Linked DNA regions of Homo sapiens: regions 1, 2 and 4 are each linked to region 3. Evidence: chromatin contacts called from ENCODE Hi-C data. All regions are on one chromosome and are shown on one strand. The core of a region is the stretch at or near the end of the contact, and the rest is flanking DNA. Distances in the headings are between cores, read along the strand shown.

Evidence for each region. Hi-C counts contacts between places; a loop is a spot of excess contacts on that map. Pooled maps may share reads with other maps.
Region 1: a pooled map shows a loop between it and region 3 (11-fold over the local background). The contact joins the promoter of TMEM25 here to the promoter of SIDT2 in region 3. A Hi-C loop is called at or near these places in 6 of 50 pooled maps.
Region 2: a pooled map shows a loop between it and region 3 (10-fold over the local background). The contact joins the promoter of ARCN1 here to the promoter of SIDT2 in region 3. A Hi-C loop is called at or near these places in 5 of 50 pooled maps.
Region 4: a pooled map shows a loop between it and region 3 (8-fold over the local background). The contact joins the promoter of ATP5MG here to the promoter of SIDT2 in region 3. A Hi-C loop is called at or near these places in 4 of 50 pooled maps.

The regions. Positions count from the first base shown.
Region 1 is chr11:118,529,524-118,532,804 of GRCh38, forward strand. It overlaps TMEM25 (transmembrane protein 25), which reads left to right and starts at 1,669. Exons shown (of 9, transcript NM_032780.4): 1 at 1,669-1,711; 2 at 2,252-2,348; 3 at 2,627-2,938. The coding sequence starts at 2,279. It overlaps TTC36 (tetratricopeptide repeat domain 36), which reads left to right. Exons shown (of 3, transcript NM_001080441.4): 3 at 1,131-1,470. The coding sequence ends at 1,393. It overlaps TTC36-AS1 (TTC36 and KMT2A antisense RNA 1), which reads right to left and starts at 1,252. Exons shown (of 3, transcript NR_120574.1): 1 at 981-1,252. RefSeq lists silencers at 131-425, 947-1,226, 1,347-1,786, 1,817-1,916.
Region 2 is chr11:118,570,694-118,574,201 of GRCh38, forward strand. It overlaps ARCN1 (archain 1 coat protein complex I subunit delta), which reads left to right and starts at 1,716. Exons shown (of 10, transcript NM_001655.5): 1 at 1,716-1,857. The coding sequence starts at 1,855. It also overlaps a transcript of IFT46 not described here. RefSeq lists enhancers at 1,378-1,507, 2,018-2,097.
Region 3 is chr11:117,176,960-117,180,433 of GRCh38, forward strand. It overlaps SIDT2 (SID1 transmembrane family member 2), which reads left to right and starts at 1,784. Exons shown (of 26, transcript NM_001040455.2): 1 at 1,784-2,487. The coding sequence starts at 2,305. It also overlaps a transcript of PAFAH1B2 not described here. RefSeq lists a silencer at 1,883-2,092 and an enhancer at 3,073-3,142.
Region 4 is chr11:118,399,753-118,403,092 of GRCh38, forward strand. ATP5MG (ATP synthase membrane subunit g) reads left to right here and starts at 1,854. Exons shown (of 3, transcript NM_006476.5): 1 at 1,854-1,965. The coding sequence starts at 1,914. The region is part of intron 3 of LOC100131626 (a long non-coding RNA gene); the gene reads right to left. RefSeq lists enhancers at 1,515-1,594, 1,715-2,578, 3,037-3,340.

The DNA of each region.
Region 1 (3,281 bases), core at 419-2,918, 1.4 Mb after region 3:
AATGGGACCATGCTGGGGACCAAAGATGAGGCTAATGTGAAGGTATAAACCACGGAAACCTAGTACTACTTGACTGTTAGGAGCAGTGGTGACACAGGTGCTCCCAGAACCAGCAATGCCAGGCTAGGGAGTTTTGAGTCCACTCCAGGAACAATGGGAACCTCCCAGGAGCCCCTTATCCAGGCTTATCTGCCCCAGATCACTGGAGACAGCCTGCAGACCAAAACCCCAGAGAGATGCAGTGGTGATTCCAACTGGAGATTCCTCCAGACCAGCTCCTCCGAGGGAAACCAAGGAGTACTGCATTCTGAGCGCTTCTCCGGAGGCTCAGGCTCTTTGGGGGACTAGAGAACATGAGTGAATTGAAGCAGAGCCCGAAAGAAGCCAGCCTGGTGGACTTTAAGAAGGTGGCTGGCTGCCTGAAGTTCTGAGTTCAGAGTTCTGAGGCCCAACCCAAGTATTTTATGAGAATAATAACAATAAAAATGGTGCAGGCCAGCTCTGGCTCCAGGACCAAGGAAATTAGATACATGGAGATAACCAAAGAATGATGAAAGGCAATCAGTCCAGGATACAGGGGAGAGAGAAGGTGTTCTAAAGAAAGCAATGGAAAAGAGAAAACGGCCCTCAAAAGGAAAACAATGAGAAACTGTCTTGATTGTACTTGTAAGAAATGATTGTGCGGTTAATATTATTTTTTGAACCCTGACATTCAGAGTCAGTCACCTGGCACATAGTGGATGCTTAATAACAGGTGTGGAATAAATTGGCTGCTACTTGCCCGGGCAGTGGGCCAGACTCATAAACATAGTGGCCATTCAGAATCCTGCAACGTTCATGTTTTCGTGTATTAGCGGTGGAAAATAATAGGAACAAGGCGAGACCTGGACTTCAGTCCCAGCTCTGCCACTAAGTGGCTTGGCTGTAGAGCTTAACTCTTCCACAGTCTTCATCTGTGTAATGGGAATAACGATCCGTACCTCTAGCAGGTGCGAGGCGGGTTGTAAATGGCCACGCCCGGGAGCCGCAAGAACCACGGTGATCCGCGCGGCCGCAGGTGGGCTGGGGCTCGGGCAAGGCCGCCCTGGCCTCCGCTGACCCCCGCCCCGCCCGTCTCGTCGGTCCCGCAGGCGCCCTGGAGGATCTGGAACGCGCGGTGGAGCTGAGCGGCGGCCGGGGCCGCGCCGCCCGCCAGAGCTTTGTGCAGCGCGGACTCCTGGCGCGGCTGCAGGGCCGAGACGACGACGCCCGCAGGGACTTCGAGAGGGCGGCACGGCTGGGCAGCCCCTTCGCGCGGCGCCAGCTGGTGCTGCTCAACCCCTACGCCGCGCTGTGCAACCGCATGCTGGCCGACATGATGGGGCAGCTGCGCCGCCCCCGTGACAGCCGCTGAGCGCCGCGGACCCGGGCGTCCGCGGGCGAGGGGACGGGACTGGGCCCTGAACCAATAAAGCCGTCGGGCCTCACCGACTCCGCCTGCTCCTGCGTCCTGCCCGCGCCCGGAGAGAAGGGCACTCGGGGGTACTCGGCGCGGGCTGGGGACCAGCCGGGGGGTGGTGAGCCGCGGCCGCCCACCTGCCGGGTAAGGGCCCCTCGGGCCCGTGGTCGGGCATCGATTGGCCCCGCCTGGCGCAGCCCCCGCCCCTGCAGCGGACTGCGGTGCTCATCAGACCTGAGCAGTTGCTCCGGCGGCGCTCGGGGAGGGAGCCAGGTGAGCCGCCCCGGTGGCGGGGGGCGGGGGCGGGATGCTCGGCGACCCCACCCTCCGACCCTCTCCTCTTCCGCCGACATCCACCGGAGCCACCAACATCAGGAAAGGGGGCGTAGGGCGAGGGATGGGAGAGAGAACAGGGCAGGAGAGAGGATGGGAACAGGGCAGGAGAGAGAATAGGATTAGGAGAAAGGCGATCCCTTTGGGGGAGGGGCGCGTGGAGTATGTGTGTGAGTGTGCGTGTGTGCAAGGTGTGGTTGCACGGATGCTCGTTGCTTCTGCGTATCTGCGGGTGTGTGCCTCTTTGTATTGTAGCCTGGAGTCAGTGCTCGCTTCTGCGCCTGCAGGATGTCCATGTGTCTGCTGGGTGGGTCTGTGCCTTTGGGCTTTGCCGTTCGTGTCCGTGCCTTCGCCACTGGGGGCTGGTCTACATTTGCGTTTCCGTACATGGTTCTTTTTGTTTCTGGAGAGTAAATTCCTGGAGCAATTGCTAGGCCTGCCTGCTGTCACCTGGCTGACAGGCCCGCCCCCTTCTCTCAGCAGCCTAGGGCCTAGGCCCGGGCCACCATGGCGCTGCCTCCAGGCCCAGCCGCCCTCCGGCACACACTGCTGCTCCTGCCAGCCCTTCTGAGCTCAGGTACACCCCTGTTCAGTCGTTGACCAAGTCCTTCTGGGTTCCAAAGCCCCCTCTCTCCCCTGTCTGCACTTCTGTTTGGGTACCCACTCCAGGCCCCAAGCCCTGGAGTCCCTGTCCCCTTCACCCACCTACCCTAGGTCCAACCAGCCAGTCCCTGGTGAGAGGACTCAGGTGCCCTTTCCTTTGGCCTGCTGCTCTTCTCACTGGGCCAATTCCTGGTCACAGCACAGTACCAACCGTGCCTGAGCCCTTCCCAGAGGCCTCCTGCTGTGTTCCAGGTTGGGGGGAGTTGGAGCCACAAATAGATGGTCAGACCTGGGCTGAGCGGGCACTTCGGGAGAATGAACGCCACGCCTTCACCTGCCGGGTGGCAGGGGGGCCTGGCACCCCCAGATTGGCCTGGTATCTGGATGGACAGCTGCAGGAGGCCAGCACCTCAAGACTGCTGAGCGTGGGAGGGGAGGCCTTCTCTGGAGGCACCAGCACCTTCACTGTCACTGCCCATCGGGCCCAGCATGAGCTCAACTGCTCTCTGCAGGACCCCAGAAGTGGCCGATCAGCCAACGCCTCTGTCATCCTTAATGTGCAATGTGAGTGGCCCTGAGGTGGGCAGGGAGATAGGTTCTTTGCCCAGGGACCCCCAGCACCCACCAGGCAGGTGGTCCGCAGGACATTTAGCAGACACTTAAGCACTTTGCAAATATGAACTCATTTGATCCTCTGAGTAACCCCATGAGGTCATTACTATTGTCGTCACCATTTTACAAATAAGAAAACTGAGGCAGAAAGAGGTAAGCAATCTGCCCAGGGTGATGATCCCGCTGGTAAGAAGCAGAGCCAGGATTCACATCTGGGCATTTGGCTCTAGTATTTACACTCATAATCACTCCGAAATGCTGCCTCTCTGGCAGACCCAGCCATCCTGTTCCTCAG
Region 2 (3,508 bases), core at 466-2,965, 1.4 Mb after region 3:
TTGAGTCTTGGTTCCATCATATACTGGTTTAGAAACTTTGGGTAAGTCACTTAAACTTTTCACCATTTTCTTCATATACAAAATGGACATGAGCACAACTGCCCTGCTTCCAGTGCATGTTTTTTTAAAGATATAATTTACAAATCATAAAAATTCACCTTTTAAAATTATACAATTTAGTGGTTTTTAGTATATTTGCCTCTATCTAGTTCCAGAACTATTTTTTTTTTAAGAGTCTAAGTCTCACAATTTGCACAGGCTGACCTTTAACCCCTGGTCTCAAGCCATCCTCCCAACTCAGCCTCCCAAGTAGCTGGGACTCTAGGATCATGCCACCATGCCTGGCTTAATTCCAGAATGTTTTAATTATTCCAGAAATAAATCTTACACTAATTAACTGTCACTCTCTATTCCTACCCTTCCTGAGCCCCTGGAAATCACTAAGCTAGTTTCTGTCTCTGTGGATTTTCTTCTATTCTGGATCTTTCGTATTAATGGAATCATATATGAGTGCCCCATTGTATCCGTCTTTTTTCACATAATATTCTCAAGGTTCATCCATATTGTAGCATGTCAGTACTTTATTCCTTTTTGTGACTAAATAATATTCCATTGCATATATATGCCACATCTATTGATGAATGGATTTGTTTGGATTGTCTCCACTTTTTGGCTACTATGAATAATGCTGCTATGAACATTAGAGTACACATTTTTGTGTTGACATATATTCAGTTCTCCTGGGTATGTACCTATGAGTGGAATTGCTCAGTCATGTGGTAATTTTGTTTAACTTTTTGAGGAACTGCCAAACTCTTTTCCAACGTGGCTGCACTATTTTACATTCATCCTCACCAACAATTATTATGATAGCCATCCTAGTGAGTGTGAAATGACGTCTCACCACGGGTCTGATTTCCATTTCCCTAAGGATATTCAACATTTCTTAATGTGCATATTAGCCATTTATATATCTTCTTTGGACACATATCTATTCAAATCTTTTGCTCATTTTAATTTTGTGTTTTCTACTCCCTCCATTTTGCAGATGAAGCCCATTTTTAGACAGGAATACTGTATTTGTCTTTTTATTGCTGAGTTATAAGAGTTCTTAGGCCAGGCGCGGTGGCTGACGCCTGTAATCCCAACATTGGGAGGCTGAGGCGGGCGGATCACTTGGGGTCAGAAGTTTGAGGCTAGCCTGGCCGACATGGTGAAACCCCGTCTCAACTAAAAATACAAAAAACAGCCGAGCGTGGTGTGGCGCGTGCCTGTAATCCCAGCTACTCCGGAGGCTGAGGCAGAAGAATCGCTTGAACCTGGGAAGTGGAGGTTGCAGTGAGCCGAGATCACGCCATTGCACTCCAGCCTGGGCGACAGAGTGAGACTCCATCTCAAAAAAAAAAAAAAAAAGTTCTTTATATATTCCGGATACTGGTCTTTTAGGCACACAGGTTATCCTGTATATTAAATAATAGTGGCTGTGCCAGCGGCTTGTTAAACTGTAAGATGTGACGCAAAATAAATGAAGGCGATGACAGTGAAAGGGGAGAGATACGAGGTTCCACAGCTGGAGGGTGAACGCCCCCTACACCTCCTGGGCTTAATCGTAACCGGAGCGGGGTACCCTCAATTTCCCCAGCCCACAGGCCCCGCCCCCCCCCCCGCCCTTTGACCTGCGCCGCTTCCGGTTGAAGACGTGGCTTGGGGCCGCCATCTTGGCAAGAGGCGAAGCGGCAGCGGTTCCTGTCAAGGGGGCAGCAGGTCCAGAGCTGCTGGTGCTCCCGTTCCCCAGACCCTACCCCTATCCCCAGTGGAGCCGGAGTGCGGGCGCGCCCCACCACCGCCCTCACCATGGTAAGATCCGAGCCAGGACCCGAACTCCTGGGGTCCGAGCCTCACCGTCTCTCCTTGTCGGCGGGCCTGGGGCAGGGGCCGGAGGAGCCCCGCCCTGAGGGTCTAGGGCAGAGTGCTTTTGCTCCGGGCTCGGGGAGCAGTGTGGCCTCCTGTGCCCGGTCTCCTGGAGATCCGATGGAGCTGACTCCAGTCCATCTGTCGTCGTGCCCGCTTCCGCACCACCCCCCAACCAGCTGGACTCCCTCGTTTGCTGGGACCTGCCCCTGAGACGGCCCGGCGTTTTTGCTCTGCGAGAACTTCGTGGTGGTGGTGCGGGTCCCAGGCTGCGGACCTCGGAACTGATGCTGTCCCGCCGGTTCCCTGGCGCTTAGGCTCAGCAGGCTGGGCCTGTCTCCGGAGGTTCTGGTCCTTCTGTTAATCAGAGCTTGTCTCCCACCCCCGGTGTTTGCTAGGCCGTTGATAACTCGAAATGCAAATCCACTGGTGTCCAGAAATTTTTCTTTTTGTTCAGAAGGGGGAAATGGAGACACAGAGCGGAAAGGAGTAACTTCTAACACTAATGTATAGGACCCAAGTGTCTCTGAAACCTTCCACTACTTCCGCAGAACTCACTTGTGTCCATTTGTTAGTGTGACTCGGGGTACATACACTGTGTAGACCACTGGGAAAATGTGAGCAGGTTCCAGAGAACACAGGGTTTGCCTTCAAGGAACTTATTGTCCAGGTGAAGAAAAATGTGTATGTGGCATGTCGTAGTCAGATGTCTCACAGGAGGTGGAGTAAGAGGGATGGGTTAGCCTCCGAGACCAGTTACTTGCCTTCCCATGCGTTATCTTTGTATACTCATCTGTTACAAGGATGAGAAAGGTTAATGTGGTTGAGGATGGAGGAAATCAGAACTGCTGACATCACTCAATCTTCCTTTATCGCTGTGATTTGTGGATATTCATGAAGTAGTAGACATTCTTTGGTTTCAAAAAAGCTAGTAATTTATTTTTCAGTGCACCTTATGTCCTTTAGTCTTTTGAAGGATGTTCTGTTCTGTTCTTTTTTATTCTTTTGTCAATAGATAACTTGATTTAAAACATCGTCCAGTGTACCTGAGAGATGGCAGAATGTAATTTGGTGGCAATCCTAATAAGTTCTATTGACAACCCTTTAGATAAGAACTTGGATAATGGGGGGAATTCATGCTTGGACTTTAGGCCACTGAACAGCTTTTCTCAGCCTCAGGTATATAAATTGCATCAAACAGGTTTGCCTCCTAAAATTTTTGTGTTGGACACAAAATTTCCAGAAACTTGTATTTTCAGTTTCTCCAGGAGGTTCTGTATTTGGTTAGTGATTTTGAAACTCAGTTCCCGTTTACACCCTGGAATTAATAATGCATTTTAGAGCATATTTTTATTTTAATAGTAAAGTTAAGGTCTTGTATTATATAAACCAGATAAAGGTAATCTTTCTAAAAATATTCTTTGTTAAAAGGTTCTTGGAACTTAGTATTTTTAATTCATTGATAACTGAGGGATGGTAAAGCCCTACGTGATATATATAAAATATAACTTTTGCATGCTATTTTGACATGTGTACGTATACATAGAGTTGTGTCACATATTTCTGAATTATTTGGGACTTAACATGATCCAGATAC
Region 3 (3,474 bases), core at 534-3,033:
CACTTTGGGAGACTGAGGTGGGTGGATCACCTGAGGTCAGGAGTTCGAGACCAGCCTGACCAATATGGTGAAACCCCGTCTCTACCAAAAATACAAAAATTAGCTGGGCGTGGTGGCACATGGCCTGTAATCCCAGCTACTCGGGAGACTGAGGCAGGAGAATTGCTTGAACCCAGGAGGCAGAGGTTGCAATGAGCTGAGATTGTGCCACTGCACTCCAACCTGGGCAACAGAGCGAGACCCTGTCTCCACCCCCCGGCAGATAAAAAAGCAATATATAAATATATATACATTGTAGAACATTTGTAAATCTTTTTAAATATAAAAAATAAAATTTAAGAACCACTCACAATCCATTATTTTTTATTTTTTGGTACTACTCTATATTTTTAGAATTAAAGGAAAATGATATACAATATGTGTTATTTTTAAAATTGTAATTCAAAGATAACTACTGCTAAATTTTATTTTTAAAATTTGCCCTGCTTTCTGGAGACATTGCTAAATGTTTAGTACAATTTTTTTCTATTTTTCTATGCATGTCTATATGCATTTGGAATATATACGGTTTTATTTACTTATTTATTTTTGAGACAGAGTCTTGCTCTGTTGCAGCCCAGGCTGGAGTGCAGGAGCATGATCTCAGCTCACTGCAACCTCCGCCTGGTAGAGTTAAGCGATTCTCCTGCTTCAGCCTCCCCAGTAGCTGGGATTACAGGCACGCGTCACCACGCCCCACTAATTTTGTATTTTTATAGTAGAGATGGGGTTCACCATGTTGGCCATGGCTGGTCTCGAACTCCTGACCTCAAGTGATCTACCTGTCTTGGCCTCCCAAAGTGTTGGGATTACACGTGTGAGCCACGGCACCTGGCTCTATATACTGTTTATTTAGTGTCATATCCTGAATTCTCTGCTTACGTGTCCTGTGAAGTCTTAAGCATCATTTTTGATGCCTTCATGATAGTGCATTTAACCAATCCCTCATTATGGATATCCAAGTCATTTCCTTTTTGCTTTATATTATAAATATCACAGTGATAAGCGTAGCTGCCCAGGTATTTTTATCTGTGCTTCCTATTTCCTTAGGATAGAGTCCAGAAGTGGAATTACTGGATCAAAGGGTATAAAGCTCTCTAAGTTTCTTGAAACAGTGCCAAAATATTTTGTAGAAAAGTTTTCACCAATTTACACTGAAGGTCAGTATCTTTCAATGAGTTTTGTAACTGTCTCTGAGAGAAGAGGGGAAACAGCCCGGCAAGCTTGGAAAGCTCGGAAGGCCGTCCCTGCAGTTGTGTGGCCCCTCTAGAGGGAGGTGGGAAAGGCATGGGGATTCCTCCTGCAGTGCTGCCTCCGTTTCCCCTCCGCCGGTAGGGCCACCGTCCTGTTTCCTAATCCTTCGAGTTTTTCATTTTTTAAGATCCCCGGAGAAAAAGTGGCCCAGGGTTGGACGATGTTAGTTGTAAAGGTGGTGGTGGGGGTGGGGGAATCCTTATGTTTGAGCAAATGTAAGAGTTGTTCAGCAAGAACCCAACACTTGGAGATTGTTAACAGAAACATCTGCCTATTCCAACGTGAGTTTCAGAGATGGTGAAAATCACGGGAGAGAGTTGGGTAGGAGTTGGAGAAGGCATTGCAAGCTTTCCCCTTCAGCTAGACAGCTGCAGCCCCTTTAAGGGCAAATGCGGGACCTGGTCCTTTAAATCTGTGTCAGTTTCCCCTGACGTCAGCGGGCGGGCCAGCAGCCCTGCTGTTTATCGCCCAGCGGCGCAGCTCACTTTTCAGTGTTCGTGCGTCGGGACGGCGCGTCCGCCCGCCCTTAAAGGGCCCGCACCTCGGAAAACTCGCAGCCCAGCACGGCGTCGGGTAGCTACCACCTATCACGCCCCTCACTCTGCGACTCGCCTTCCTCCGCGGCCAGCCCCCGCCGCCGGCTCTTCCTCCCTCCCCTTTCCCGGCGTCTCCAGGCTCCCGGCAACCAGCCGCCCTCCTTCTCACGGCCCTGGCCCGGGGCTCCAGGGTCTCAGGTCGTACTCAGCCCCTCGCGAGCTGGGACCCCTTCCCGTAGCCAGCATCCCCTCCCTCCCCGCCCCCTCCCGGCCGCCCCCTCCCCTGCGGGGACCCTGGGAGCCTCTTCGGGGCTCTTGGGAGGGGACATTTCCTAATCTCAGGCCGGGGTTAAAGTTCTGGTCCTGGTGAGATGCTGGAAGCTGCGGCCGCAGCCGCAACCCGTCCCGGAGGTGTCCTGTCTCCTGTCGCCGCCGCCGCCGCCACCACCGCTGCCACTGCCGCCCTGCCGGGGCCATGTTCGCTCTGGGCTTGCCCTTCTTGGTGCTCTTGGTGGCCTCGGTCGAGAGCCATCTGGGGGTTCTGGGGCCCAAGAACGTCTCGCAGAAAGACGCCGAGTTTGAGCGCACCTACGTGGACGAGGTCAACAGCGAGCTGGTCAACATCTACACCTTCAACCATACTGTGACCCGCAACAGGGTGAGGGCTGGGGGCTTAGGGGCCAGAGGCGAGTGGGGAAGCCGACGAGGGCTAGGCGATTCTGCCGCCCCGCTACCCTTTTGGGAGGCCCCAGGAACGAGCTGTCCTGCTAGGTTCCCAGTTCCCAGAACCACACTGGAGCCTCTTGACCAGTCCTCCTTCCTTTGCCACCAATGTTTCTCTGAAGCTCCAGCTGGGCAGTTTTTGAAGTTGGCTCATTCCCATCTTCTCTTCCGCCCCCATTCTTCCATCAGTTGTGGTCTGAGCACACATGGCTTGCTCTCTACCCTAAACCCCAGAATCTGACAGCTCTGTGGGGTCTCGGTGGGAGAGGAAACAGGCTTATTACTGGGCTTGCCCAGAAAACCTCAGGGGAATGAGACTGGCCCAGAACTGAAAAGCTCTGTGCAGGCAAGTTACATCTCAGACTCCCCAGGGAGATGAATGCAGGGCTTCCCAGCCCTCTTCCTGCCTGGGAGAGCCAGCTGGCCTTGTAAATTGAGGGTGACAGAGGTTTTATAAGGCCAACTGCAAGTTGGGTGGGAAGAGAAGGGGAATTTGTCCACTGTGAAAAATCCACTTCACCCTGACTTCTCTTTGGTTTCTTCACCAGCTGTGAGTCCCTGAGTTGAAATAGACACAGCTAGTGTGGGAAGTCTAGACCCCAGGCAGAGCTGAGATTGGGAGAATTCTTGCAACCTGGCTGTGTGGTCTCGTGCCCGGGTCTCTTGCTCTCTCTCCATGACTGCCGTTTACTGAGAAGCAATGGAGTTGAGAATGGGGAATCTGATTTTTTTTCAGAACGGGGAGTGGTTTGGTTTCTGTGGCAGGCCAGGATCTGCCCCCAGTGCCTGGTTCTCTGAAGTTTGATCTCTTTCTGCTTAGAGTCCTTTCTTCCTTTTTTCCCATATCTAAAGGCACTGGAGAGCTGTGGTTTTTACTCTTTTGGGAAATGCTGCCCTAGGGCTTGGGTTTCAGCAGCCCAAT
Region 4 (3,340 bases), core at 604-3,103, 1.2 Mb after region 3:
GTCCGATGACTTTGCCTTCATTTTGCTGGGAAGATAAAGACTTCAGAGACTTTGAAGACTTTCAGACCTCTCTCCCATAATCACATCTGTGGAAAAGGCCCCATAGATCCCTGGCTAGTTCTCTTTTCCTGCCTCATCAGGGCTCTTGTCAATATCCCTTTTTATCAGGCAGGATGGCCTGTGCCTGTAATCCCAGAGCTAAGCAAGAGGCTGAAGTGGGATGATCTCTTGAGGCCAGGAGTTTCAGGCCAGCCTGGGCAATGTGGCAAGACCCCATCTCTAAATAAATAAATGACTGCCTCTTCTCTGTCTTCAATTTCTCCCCTGAGTTCCACATCCCCCTTTGGTTTTCTGACTTGTAATCCTTTACAGCCATATTTCTTCACCATTCACCCTGGATTCTATCCTAATTTTTTGAAAAGGCGCTAGTTAGTTAAAGATTGCCATATTGCTAAATTAACTTTCCCATCCTTAATTTGACTTTTCTGCAGTATCTAGGGCAGCAGAATCACTCCTTCATTGAAAAGTTCTTAGTTCCTTGATTACACTTCTAATTTTTCTTTCCATCTCTCTAACCATTCCAAAAATCGGAGATTTACTTCTGCTCAGACTTCCCCAGGTTACATTACTTATAGTTCTGTTCCTCTCATCAAATGCCACTTCCCTACATACATCTTTTCCTCCTCATATTAAACTATGAAGTTTCAGCCCTCTGTAGTATACAGCTGTTCTCTTACACATCGGCTCAAGGATCTTTTCTAGGAAGTATGCTGAAATCAGCACCATGCCTAATCTGATGGAATGCCCCCTCTCTGAGTATACATTGCAACTTCAGATCTCAACTCTGCCACTTCCAAACTGTGTGGCCATTTTTCAAGCCCAGTCTCAATGGGGACAATGCCTTACAGGCTTTCTTTAAATTCCAAAATGCCTGGCATAGTGTGGGCGTTCAATACAGGTGATTTTTTCCTCACATCTGCACAGCTCCTTGTGGTTAACTAGGGAATTAGGGGAAATGGATTCCAATCGTGATACAGCACTTTGGGGAGATTGGGATTACAAAAAATCAACTTTAAAAGGGCTATGGGGCCAGGCGCGGTGATTCACGCCTGTAATCCCAGCACCAAGGCGGGTGGATCACTTGAAGCTAGGAGTTCGAGACCAGCCTGGCCAACATGGTGAAACACCGTCTCTACTAAAAGTACAAAAATTAGCCAGGCGTGGTGGCGGGCGCCTGTAGTCCCATCTACTAGGGAGACTGAGGCACAACAATCGCTGGAACCCGGGGGACAGAGGTTGCAGTGAGCCGAAGTCGTGCCACTGCACTTCAGCCTGGGCGACAGAGCGAGACTGTCTCAAATAAAAAGGGCTATGGGTTGAGCCTGGTGACAGCCTGTGTGGTGATTGCTCGGCCCCTAACTTTATATGTTTGGCCTTGGACCCTCTCTACCTCTGTACAACGATCGTGTTGGACTAGAAGAATCTCAGCGAATCCTTCTCCAGTACTGACTTCAAAGGTTCTCAGAATCGCGGCGAAAGCACCCTACGCAAAATAGCGGAGGTCGGCGCCAAGAAAAGCACTGCAGGTTCAGGGCGCATGCGCATTTCCGCTCCTTGCCGGTTTTCCGGACCTCTACGAGTGGCTGCCCCACAAAATGCCTGCTTCTCTGCGGAATCCTACTGTTCTTCACATGCTCTCTAATACCATCTTTTCATATCCACTTTCTCTTCCATGTTGAAAAATTAAATTGACAGGCTGGATTCTGCAAAGATCTTTGGACATTTAAGTATCTTCGACCGGCGCGAAAAGAGGCGGCCTGACCTTGGAAGTGGGACGGGGTCCTGCAGCGGGTCCTTCCGGCGGGTGACATTCAGCCGGCGGTTCGGGGCGACGGACTCTCCATTCCAGAACCATGGCCCAATTTGTCCGTAACCTTGTGGAGAAGACCCCGGCGCTGGTGAACGGTGAGCGCGATGTGAGACCGCCGAGGCGGGCACACGGGCGGCAGGGAGGCCTGCGATGGCCTGAGAGGAAGAAGCGGGCTGCGAAGACCCGAGGGGCCTGCGGGTGCCGGGGCGGGATGGCCTGCAGGTGGAGGGAGCAGGAAGCAGGTTGGCGACTCTTTTCTAGCCTTCCACTCGTCTGACCTGCAGATTGGGTTCTCTACACAACCTAGAAGTTCCTGAATTCTAACCACGACTGGGAAGAGAGGTAGTGTGAAGGAAGCCCGGCGTTGCCCGGCAGCTGCAACCATTACGCCCCCTGAGATCGCTAAGAGCAGGGATCTAGAGGGGATGGTTCTGTTAGGAGAGCTAAGAAAAGGAAGGGCAGAAACGTGAAAGTAAATCAATTCGGCCTCATTACATGTGGTGTTGTTCTCAGTGGAGTATTTGGAAGTCAACAGAAATGTTTAAGGATGGGTGAGCTTTTTTGAACGTTGACTTTGCTTTCTGTCCTAGACGGATTCTAAGATACTTCCGCTTTAATCCGAGGGAAATTTTAGGTGGAAATGGACTTCATGGATGAGTATCCATGCCCCGAGAAGCATAGGACGGGATCCGTATAAACAATAATCTTTGTTACGAAGCTTAGCATTCGTGGAATTTTTTCAGCTTGAAGAGCCTCACTGGTAGACCGCTGTATTTCACAACAACCCTGAATAATCACAGCCTCTGAGTACTAGTTTATTTGGCCAGTAAATATTTCAGTTGTCTTCTCAGTGGCAAGCTATTCATTTTATTCCTGAAGTGAGATAAGCTAAATTGACGTAAGTTTTTCCTAGATGTGCTGTATTCCAGTAAGTGACTGAAGGTCGGATCTCTTAACTTTTGCCTACGTTTATGAAATGTGAATAGAAAGCAGAACTTCAAAAAAAATGTAATACTTTCTAGCCTATTTTGCTGTGTTTGAGTTTGGTTTGGGTATTTTCTTTTTCTTTCTTTCTTTTTTTTTTTTTTTTTTCCTAGAAGACAGGGACTCACTCTGTCGCCCAGGCTGGAGTGCAGTGCAGATCACAGCTCACTGCAGCCTCCACCTCCTAGGCTCAAGCGATCCTCCCACCTCAGCCTCCTGAGTAGCTGGGATCACAGGCACGCACCACCACACCCAGCTAATTTTTGTATGTTTTAAGAGACGGGATTTCACCATGTTGCCCAGGCTAGTCTCTTAACTCCTGGGCTCAAGGGATCCTCCCGCCTCGGTCTCCTAAAGTGCCAGAGTTACAGGTGTGAGCCACAGCGCCAGCCGGGTAATTTATCCATTCTCTCCTCCCTTCCCTCCATCACCAGCCAAACTATGAGTTATTGAAGGCTGTCCTGCAGAACCTCACAGCCTACTAGT